Regions from separate parts of the Homo sapiens genome. Here region 1 is linked to region 2. Evidence: chromatin contacts called from ENCODE Hi-C or POLR2A ChIA-PET data. All regions are on one chromosome and are shown on one strand. The core of a region is the stretch at or near the end of the contact, and the rest is flanking DNA. Distances in the headings are between cores, read along the strand shown.

Region 1 (3,736 bases), core at 544-3,043, 1.0 Mb before region 2:
CTTTCTAGACATGTCTGTTAGGTTTGGGTTTTAGTTTTTTAAATTATTGGAATCATTCTCTTTCGAATTTATCTTCTAAAATGTATCATCTCAACAGTGTGAGCATGAGTACATGGAGTTTCTTCAAAATATACATGCCCAATCTGCTACCCGCCACCACCACTTACTCCTGACCTTAGAACTCAGGGCAACCATACACAGCTGTGCAGACTGCGCACTGCACAATTCTACAGGGAAGTATTCACATTTGTAGTGAGTGTAGCTTTTTATACTTAAAACATACATTGGCTTAAAAAATGACAGATTTTTCTTATTTGCACAAAGTTAGGCTTGTGGCAGGACTAGAGCAGGTAAATCAGAACCTCCACGGCTGTGGGTTACAGCAGGTTTAACTTGTAAAAGTTCCCTCAGGTGATCCTGATCTGTCTCTCCCGCCTCCAACTGTGAAGGGCTAATTTACAACATGAGCCTTTCCCATTTGAGTGAAAAATGAAAATATCTGCATCAAATGTTCCAGGTTCTGAAGACACTATTTTAAATATAATGAACTGGCCGGCATGGTGGCTCACACCTGTAATCCCAGCACTTTGGGAGGCGTAGGCTGGAGGACCACTTGAACCCAGGACTTCGAGACCTGCCTGGGCAACATGGCAAAACCCTGTCTGTCCAAAAAACTACAAAAATTAGCCAGGCATGGTGGCATGCACCTGCAATCCCAGCTACTTGGGAGGCTGAGGCACGAGAATCGCTTGAACCTGGGAGGCGGAGGTTACAGTGAGTCGAGATTGTACCACTACACTCCAGCCTGGGTGACACAGCCAGACCCTGTCTCAAAGAAAAATAAATAAATAACGAACACCTTCCCACATCAGATGTTAGGGTCGCTTCCAGTCATTTGGTTATTATAAATAACACTGTCAAGAACATCTTCTCAGAAAAGATCTTTGCCTCCATCCACCCCATCTCTGATGATTTCTAGACTAGATTTCTTGAAGTGGAATCCCAGGAGCCAATGGCAGTGTCATAATGGTTCTTTCTCCCCAGCTCGGAGTCCCTGAGTGTGTGTTTCCTACCCTAGGGCGAGTGAACGTGAAAAATGAAGAAATTGATGAAATGATCAAGGAGGCTCCGGGTCCAATTAACTTTACTGTGTTCCTCACAATGTTTGGGGAGAAACTTAAGGGTAAGGTCGTGTGTGTGTGTGTGTGTCTGTGTGTATGTGTCTATGTTTCTTCGGGGGGGCTGGCAGAAGATGGTTAACTTTAAAAGAGATAAAGCACCATTGGAAAAAAATAATGAAAACAGCAACTTGGCTGGGCGCAGTGGCTGATGCCTGTAATCCCCAGCACTTTCAGAGGCCGAGGCGGGCAGATCACTTGAGGTCAGGAGTTCAAGACCAACCTGGCCAACATGGTGAAACCCCATCTGTACTAAAAACACACAAAAAAATTAGCCAGGCATGGTGGTGTGCACCTGTAGTCCCAGGTACTCAGGAGGCTGAGGCGGGAGAATCCCTTGAACCGGGATGTCAGAGGTTGCAGTGAGCTGACATTGTGCCACTGCACTCCGGCCTTGGTAACAAGGTGAGACTCTGTCTCAAAACAAAACAAAACAAAACAAAAACACAGCAACTAACATTGCTCCAAGACTTAACCTAAGTCAGACCTCATGCTAACCACTTTATATGCATTACCCCACTTAATAGCAACTAGGAGGTATGCTCTATTCTTATCACCAGTTTACAGATGGGGAACTGAGACTAAGAGACAGAAAGTCCCTTGTCTGAGGCCACATGGCTAGCAAGTGCCAGGGTTAAGATTTGAATCCCAGGCTTTCAAATCTAGATGATGTTTGACCTTGGGTTCTCAGCCCTCTCTTCGAAATACAGAGGCTCAGTGATCAGACGAAAGCAGGGTCTTTTTCCTCCATGCAAAGCAGCCTTGCTCTGGCCCCTTCATCTCTGGGGGAACTTGGGCCCTGCTGCCTGGGGTGCCAGTGGTTCCCAGCCACCCCCAGTACATGTAAGCCCTGTGTTCCGTTTCAGGAGCGGACCCTGAGGAAACCATTCTCAACGCATTCAAAGTGTTTGACCCTGAAGGCAAAGGGGTGCTGAAGGCTGATTAGTGAGTGGGGTCTGTGGGGGAGGAAGGGGGTTCCCTGCTTGCCCCCTGTCCCCCCTACACACACACAACTGACACCAACACCTGCTTTCCTTTCTCTGCAGCGTTCGGGAAATGCTGACCACGCAGGCGGAGAGGTTTTCCAAGGAGGAGGTAATGGGGTCCTTCAAGCACTCCCTCTAACCCAGCTCCTGGGTTCTCCTTCTGGGGGGCTCCGTCTCCCCTCTCGTCTAAAGCACCCCTGACCCCACACTGACAGAGAACCAGCTATCGTCTTCTGAGGCCTGGCCTCATTTCATTCTCTGCCACCCTATGAGGTAGGGACTGGCATAACTGCCATTTTACAGATAGGCAAACTGAGACCCAGGGAAGTAAAGTCACTCATCTAAAATAACAATAATCACACCTGTAATCCCAGCACTTTGGGAGGCCAAGGCAGGAGGATCACTTGAGACCAGGAGTTTGAGACCAGCCTAGCCAACATGAGGAAACCCTGTCTCTACTAAAAATACAAAAATTAGCTGGGCATGGTGGTGGACGCCTGTATTCCCAGCCACTCAGGAGGCTGACGCATGGCACGAGAATCGCTTGAACCCGGGAGGCAGAGGTTGCAATGAGCCAAGATCATGCCACTGCACTCCAGTCTGGGCAACAGAGCAAGACTCTGTCTCAAAAATAAAATAAAATAACAACACTAATAGTAAATGCCAGGACCTAGATTCAAACCTAGGTCTGCGTGACTGCAGGTTCTGCCTTGCTCACGATGCATAGAGACCTGCTTAGAGCATGACATTATTATGGCGTGAAGGGCCGCCACATACTGTCATGTGAGTTGTGCACTGAACAATTCTTCTAAATGTCAGTTTCATAAAAGTCATCAGACTGTGTATTTGTTGCAACAGCTTTCCAGAACTGGCAGTAAAGTGTCTGGTAATAATTTTTTTTTTTTTCAACTCAGGTGGTGCGGTAGTGAGTTTGGTAGAAGGGGCACTTTTGCTAATTTGCCAAAGCTTCTGTATGAGCAAGCAATGGTGCCGTCAACCTTATTAGTGAACCTTAATGAGTCGATTTTAAATGCTCCCCTCATAGCCTCACAGGCCTGTTTCCATCAAGTTCCACATTTTACTAAAAATTGTATGTAGATTTTCCCTCCCCCAAAATTCAAGCAGCTAAAAGGGCTGCCTTCACTTTCCACCTGCTGTGTGCTTTGAACAAGCTCCTTAACCTCACTGCACCTCAATTTCCTCATCTGTAAAGTGGGAATAATAATAGAAGCTACCTCATAGGAGATTGCGAGGATTCGACATGTTAATGTGGGGAAAGTGTGAACTTGTGGCAAGGGCAATATAAGTGCTAGCTATGAATAGCCAGTATGTTTTAAAAAAATAATAATAATAACTAGCCAATGCTTTTTAAATGGGGAAATTTTGTGTAAAAACAAAAATCTAGATTTCTGACACCCTGGACCCTGTGGTCACTTCATGTCACCTTTTTAGATGGCCACGTGTCTCCATTTAGCCATAGGACCTATCCTGCTCCCTTGCATAACCTGCCTGGCCCCTCGGAACCCTTGAGTTTGTGATCCCAGTGGAAGGCTGGGTTTCCAGGGACATCTC
Region 2 (6,763 bases), core at 1,655-4,154:
GTTTGGAGCTGCAGATGTCAGACATCCTGAAGTAACGGCTGTTCTGCTCCCACTGCTGCCGAAGCCGGGCCTCCTGCTCTCGCTGTCGTGCTAGCTGCTGATTCAGGCGCTGCTGGCTGCACCAGTAGGACGGCAGCGTCGGGAGCGCCATCTGAGAACAGGAATGGGAGGAAAGTGAGCCACTGCAAATCCCAGGAACCCTCACCAGCTTGGCCTCATCCCTTTAACGAGTGGTCACCACCCCTTGGCTGCACAGTGAAATCAACTGGTGGAACTTTAAAACAAACAAACAAACAAAACCGTGTCTGAGCCCCACTCCAAACTAATTCAATCAAAAAACTTAGTAGGGCCCAGGCACCAGCATTTTTTAAAATGATCTGCCACTAGTGCTGCAAATCATCCTTTTAAATTTGCCGTGGCTCACGCCTGTAATCCCAGCACTTTGGGAGGCCAAGGTGGGCAGATCACGAGGTCAGGAGTTCGAGACCAGCTGCGCCAACATAGTGAAACCCCTGTCTCCACTAAAAATACAAAAAATTAGCCAGGCGTGCTGGTGGGCGTCTGTAATCCCAGCTCCTTGGGAGGCTGAGGCAGGAGAGTCACTTGAACCCAGGAGGTGGAGGTTGCAGTGAACCAAGATTGTCCCACTGCACTCCAGCCTAGGCGACAGTGCAAGACTCCATCTCAAAACACAACAAAACAAAACAAATAAACCTTAGCCAGACACAGTGGCTCATGCCTGTAATCCCAACACTTTGGGTGGCTGAGGCAGGAGGATCACTTGAGGCCGGGAGTTGGAGACCAGCCACATCATGAGACTCATCTCTATAAAAAATCAAAAATTAGCCAGGAGTGGTGGTGCGCCTGTAGTCCCAGCTACTCAGGAGGCTGAGGCAGGAGGATTGCTTGAGCCCAGGAGGTCACGGCTGTAGCGAGCCATGATAGCGCCACTGCACTCAGCCTGGGTGACAGTGAGACTCTGTCTCAAAAAAACAAAAACATAAAAAATTCTGGACTGCGTGCACCCAGCTGTGGGCCAGCCATCACCAGGAACACAACAGACAGACACAGGGATTGTCCTAAGATTGCTAGACTAGGCACATCGGGGGCATTTATGCTGTGCTTAAACAGAGACAATAATGTAAGGAACACATGTATGTGCCAAGCACTCAATACATATGACTTTTTTTCATTCTTACAATCACCTCGCTATTTGGCAGGTAAGGAAACTTACGTTGAAGAGGTAAAGTTGTTGTACCCGAGCGAGTTAGAGAAACGCCACAGTTTGAGACGAAATTAAGAGTCCTTTATTTAGCCAGTGCCCAAGAGACGGCTAATAAATTCTCTTGGCCCGAGGAAGGGGCTTGATTTTCCTTTATACTTTGGTTTAGGAAGGGGAGGGGAGCTCAGATGCAACAATTCTACATAAGTAAAAACATGCAAAAATTAAAAGGACAAAGAGTCACAGAGAAACAATTAAAAGACAAATGGTTACAGAGAAACAACAGTTCCAGGTGCAGGGGCTCTAAATCTTTCATAAAATGTTAGATATGGGTGCTCTGCCCGACACCAACTCAAGGTTTTATGGTGTTATCTTTTGAGCAAAATCCTGGGAACTTCGTACATTGCTTGTTTCAGTACCTTATCAGTTAATTGGACTCTTTGATATGTTGAGATTCTGCTTACACAAGTTAACTCCTTGAGGAAAGGGGTGGGTAAGGAGTCCTTGATGTCTTGTAAATGAGGGAACCAGATGGAGTTCATCCGGCTTTCTCAACTAAGGGAGAGCTAATTCATGTGGAAACAAGGCTAGGTGATTAAGGGGAAAAAAAGAGTCTAAAAGCAAGGTTAGTAAAAACAAGGTAAGGCATTAAAAAACAAGGTTAGTAAAAACAACGTTAAGCATTACAAAGTGATTTGCTCAGGATCACAGAGCCAGGAAGTAAAGGAGATAAACAAGCTGGGTTCCTAATTCATGTCCGTCTGAGACCAGAGCCCAGGCTCTCTCTGCTGCAAGGGGCTGCCTGTTGGGACCAACCTGCCCTGGCTCTGGCAGTCCCCGGGGAGGGGACTGATAATAACACTCGGAAGTATGTTGGGCTACCATGGAGGACAGACCTTTCATCTTGCAGATGAAGAAGCTGAGACCTAGAGAGAGGAATTGCCTGAGCAATGTAGGGATACAGCTGGAGCCTTGAAAGCAGAGAGCAGTCTCACTCCAGGCACCAATTCCCCTGACCCAAAAGCTGTCCTCAAGTGTAGGGTCGATGCAGTGCCTGGGTAGGAACGCCGGCTGAATGAGCGAAAAGGCCTGGTGCACGCCAAGAATCTCATTCTGGAGGTCCTCCAGTTTTGGGGGCAAACACTCTGCGTCTATGGTCCAAATGTAGCCGGCAGGCTGCTAACGTGTGACCTCGGTCTCGAGACCGTGGCAAGCTTCACATACTTTTTTCCCGCTCCCGTAAAGCCGCCAGTGGATCAGTCTTTGCACCAAGAGTTAAAAGTTTAAGATTCCCGTCCCGGATTGGCCACCCACAAGGTGGGCTGCTCCCCGAACACGTCGCATCCCTCTCTCGACCTGAACATGCACGTGCAACAAATGGGGTCACAGCGCGTGGGGAGCGCAGTGAGGACCCCGGAGGCGCCCTGAGCTCGCGCCCGCTGACTGCCGCCCCGGTTCCCGCCCGCGCGGGCCGCCTGCGGGCCCCCGCCCTAACGCCGGATCCGGCCTAGTCCAACCCTCCGACTCACATTTCTCTGAGGCTCGGAGTTTCCGAAGAGTCCCCCGGCCCGACTTCCCGCAGGCACGAAGCGGGCCGGCCAGTCCCCCGGTGTAATTCCCAGACGCGCTACAGCAACGCCGGCTGTTTCCTCCCTGTTTGCACCGGCAACGAGCCCGACGACGGAGCGTCGCAAGGGCCAAGCCTCCTTCAGCGCGTAGGGAGCCTGTGTTTTTCTCTGGTGCCCCGTCGTGGCCAGCGGGAGATAAATAGCAAACGTCGCTGCTCCTTGAAATAGGGAAGCATGGAGGCAAAGAATCCGTCCATGCACTACACGTATTTCAGGATGGTGGTTACCATCACGTGAAGGTGAAGGTGGAAACCAGGGGGAAGAGAATGTAAGTCAGTGGTCCTCAAACCTGGCTGCGCGTGAGAATCACCAGATACCAGCCTGGGCAACACAGAGGGACTCCTGTCTCTAAAAAATTTTTTAAACTTAACCGGGCATGGTGGGACTTGTGGTCCCAGCTACTCGGGAGACTGAGGCGGGAGGATCAGTTGAGCCCAGGAGATCGAGGCTGCCGTGAGCCATGACTGTGCCACTGCACTCCAGCCTGGGTGACAGAGCCAGACACTGTCTCAAAAAAAAGAAGAAAAAATCCAGATACCTTTAAAAAATCCAGATGCCCAAACCAAACCCCAAATCCCATCTGAGAGTATCAGTGTTTTCCAAAATTCCCCAGGTGTGTTCAATGTACAACTTGGGCAGAGGCCTGCTGGCATAAGTAGATGGAAGTTATTGGTAACTTTTTTATTTTTTTGAGACAGAGTCTTGCTCTGTCGCCAGGCTGGAGTGCAGTGGCGTGATCTCGATTCACTGCAACCTCCGCCTTACGGGTTCAAGCGATTACCCTGCCTCAGCCTACCGAGTAGCTGAGACTACAGGCGCACGCCACCACGCCCAGCTAATTTTTTGTATTTTAGTAGAGATGGGGTTTCACCATATTGGTCAGGATGGTCTCGATCTCCTGACCTCGTGATGCGCCTGCCTCAGGCTCCCAAAGTGCTAGGATTACAGGAGTGAGCCACTGCACCCGGCCGATAACTTTCTATTATAGTCTTATATTGGTGGTGAGTTCAAAAGTGTTCATTCTATTAGTATGTTTTATAACTCGTGTGCTACAAGTATTACATGCCAACTATTCCATTAAAAAGAAAATGAAGAAAAATACTTGTTTGTTCTCTTTTCTTTCATTTTCCCATTCTTTCATTTCTTCTTCCCTTCATTTCTCCATTCTTTATTCATCTCTGTTTTTCCTGGATGCAGCATCATGGCCTCAGCTGGGTTCAGTGGCTTACGCCTGTAATCCCAGCACTTTGGGAGGCCCAGGAGGGTGGATTACCTGAGGTCAGGAGTTGAAGACCAGCCTGGCCAACATGATGAAACCCCGTCTCTGCTAAAAATACAAAAATTAGCCGGGCATGATGGCAGATGCTTATACTCCCAGCTACTCGGGAGGCTGAGGCAGGAGAATCGCTTGAACCTGGGAGGCAGAGGTTGCAGTGAGCCAAGATTGCGCTGCTGCACTCCAGCCTGGGTGACAAAGTGAGACTCCACCTCCAAATTAAATAAATAAATGAATACATAAATAAATAAATAAAATTAGCAGGCTGTGGTGGTGCACACCTATAGTCCTAGCAACTTGGGAGGCTGAGGTGGGAGGATCACTTGAGCTCAGGACAAGGAGGCTGCAGTGAGCCGTGATCACACCATTGCACTCCAGCCTGAGTGACAGAGTGAGACCCTGTCTCAAAACATGGTCTCTACAGTCAGAACGCCCAGGTTTCAAGCTATACCATGCTGGTGTAGTCTTGGGCAGGTCACTTCATCTGTCTGTGCCTCAGCTTCCTAGTCCATGGAATGAGAGTAAAAATAGAGCAACTTTCAGGCCGGGCCTGGTGGCTCATGCCTGTAATCCCAGCACTTTGGGAGGCCAAGGCTGGCGGATCTCTTGAGGTCAGGAGCTTCAGACCAGCCTGGCCACATGGTGAAACCCCCGTCTCTACTAAAAATATAAAAATTAGCTGGGCGTGGTGGCAGGCACCTGTAGTCCCAGCTACTCGGGAGGCCGAGGCAGGAGAATCGCCTCAACCGAGGAGACGGGGGTTGCAGTGAGCCAAGATCATGCCACTGCACTCTAGCCTGGGCAACAGAGCAAGACTCTGTCTCAAAAAACAAAGCAAAACAAAAAATAGTGCAGCTTTCTAGGGTTGCCCGTGTGAGAATAAATGGAGCATGCCCAGGAGTAGAGCATCCAGTGCATCCCAGGTGAGCCCAAACTTGAGCCTTCCTTCACATCCCCCTTTAGTTGGCACCTGTTTAATCAGGGTCTGTCCCACTGCGTGCATAAGAGTCCTCAAGTTTCCCTCCCATTAATCCCTACCCCCTTGGGCAAATTCATGGCCACTCTTTCATGTTGTGTCCCCAGTGCAGAGGGGTGGCAGCAGCCCACTGCAGTCACTTAGCAGAGATGCCCACCCAACAAAGGAGACCAACACATAAATGTCTGTCGACAGGAACTTCATAAACACATGAATTGGACCAGGCGTGGTGGCTCACGCCTGTAATCCTAGTATTTTGGGAGGCTGAGGCAGGTGGATCATTTGAGGTCAGGAGTTCGATACCAGCCTGGCCAACGTGGCGAAACCTTGTCTCTACTAAAAATACAAAAATTAGCCAGGTGTGGTGGCATGCACTTGTAATCCCAGCTCGGGAGGCTGAGGCATGAGAATCACTTGAACCCAGGTGGCAGAGGTTGCAGTGAGCCGAGATCTGACCGCTGAACTCCAGCCTGGGCAACAGAGGGAGTCCCTGTCTCAAAAAAAAAAAAGAAAGAAAGAAAGAAAAGAAAAGAAAAAGAAATATGTGAGTTGGGGCAAGGTAAGGGAGACCTGATCCTGATTTTGTGCCTCTTGGGCAAGGCCTTTCCACTCTCTGGGCCTCAGTTTCCTCATCTGTATAATGACCAGATAAGCTCCACTAGCAGAACTTTAGGGCTTAGGGCTCGACCAGCATGCCGGAGGGCAACCATTCCTAAGTGGCCTGATCCTGGAAGCCTGAAGTCCCCAGATTACAGCCTCCATTCTCTTTTGCTGGCCAGACATCCTCACCGGCCCCCACAGTTCAACTCTGAACCTCTTGATTACACAGCTGCTGGCTGTCGCTATTAAGCAACTTTACAAGTGCCTTTTCCTTTGCTCCTCTTGGGCATTCTATGAGATATCTTATTGCCCCCATGTTAGAATTGCCTAAACTAAGCCTCGAAAAGGTGGCATGGCTTGCCTGAGGAGCCGCAGCTGATAGGTGGTTGAGCCATGATTTGAAACCAGTTCTGCCTGATCCCAGTGCCTAAGCCCTCTTGCTGCAACACAAGAGCAGGGATCATCGTGTTCCTTGCTGCATTCCCCATGCCATGCCTTGTATGTGGTAAGCACTCTATCTATCTATCTATATATCTATATCTATCTATATATATATTTGAGACAGAGTCTCACTCTATCACCCAGGCTGATGGAGTGCAGTGGTGCGAACTTGGCTCACTGCAGCCTCTGCCTCCCAGGTTCAAGCAATTCTCTTGCCTCAGCCTCTTAAGTAGCTGGGATTACAGGTGCCCGCCACCACGTCCGGCTAATTTTTGTATTTTTTTTCAGTAGAGTTGGGGTTTTGCCATGTTGCCCAGGCTGGTCTTGAACTCCTGACCTCAGGCATCAACCTCCCAAAGCGCTGGGATTACAGGCATGAACCACCATGCCCGGCCTCAATCAATATTTGTGTTGAGAATGAAAAAGTGAATGGATCCCCTATTTTGAGTACTTTCTTCTCCTCCAAAGGAAAAAGGAATCTATGGTGTTAAGAGAAAGCAAAAAGAAGAAAAGGAACGAGCATTTCTTGAACACCTGCTATGTGCCAGGTGCTTTGAGATATATTATCTCATTTAAGCCTCCCTCCAACCTGGGAGGAGTTTGTTCCTGCCCCCATTTTG

What was found. Hi-C counts contacts between places; a loop is a spot of excess contacts on that map. ChIA-PET counts read pairs that join two places held with the same protein, here RNA polymerase II (POLR2A). Pooled maps may share reads with other maps.
Region 1: a pooled map shows a loop between it and region 2 (4-fold over the local background). The contact joins the enhancer-like site here to the promoter of TCHP in region 2. A Hi-C loop is called at or near these places in 1 of 37 single-sample maps with no recorded cell type and 2 of 50 pooled maps. POLR2A ChIA-PET finds 5 or more read pairs at or near these places in 1 of 52 experiments (AG04450).

What each region holds. Positions count from the first base shown.
Region 1 is chr12:110,911,633-110,915,368 of GRCh38, reverse strand. It overlaps MYL2 (myosin light chain 2), which reads left to right. Exons shown (of 7, transcript NM_000432.4): 4 at 1,079-1,183; 5 at 2,045-2,123; 6 at 2,225-2,273. Among named protein-coding and RNA genes, the nearest start is that of MYL2, 7.1 kb to the left of the region's middle. Within about 2 kb of position 1,793, at least 3 of the 41 ENCODE cell types and tissues checked have a DNase peak (open chromatin) inside an H3K27ac peak, as active enhancers do.
Region 2 is chr12:109,896,415-109,903,177 of GRCh38, reverse strand. It overlaps TCHP (trichoplein keratin filament binding), which reads right to left and starts at 2,904. Exons shown (of 13, transcript NM_001143852.2): 1 at 2,752-2,904; 2 at 1-151. The coding sequence starts at 151. RefSeq lists enhancers at 1,500-2,340, 2,341-3,181 and a silencer at 2,574-2,683.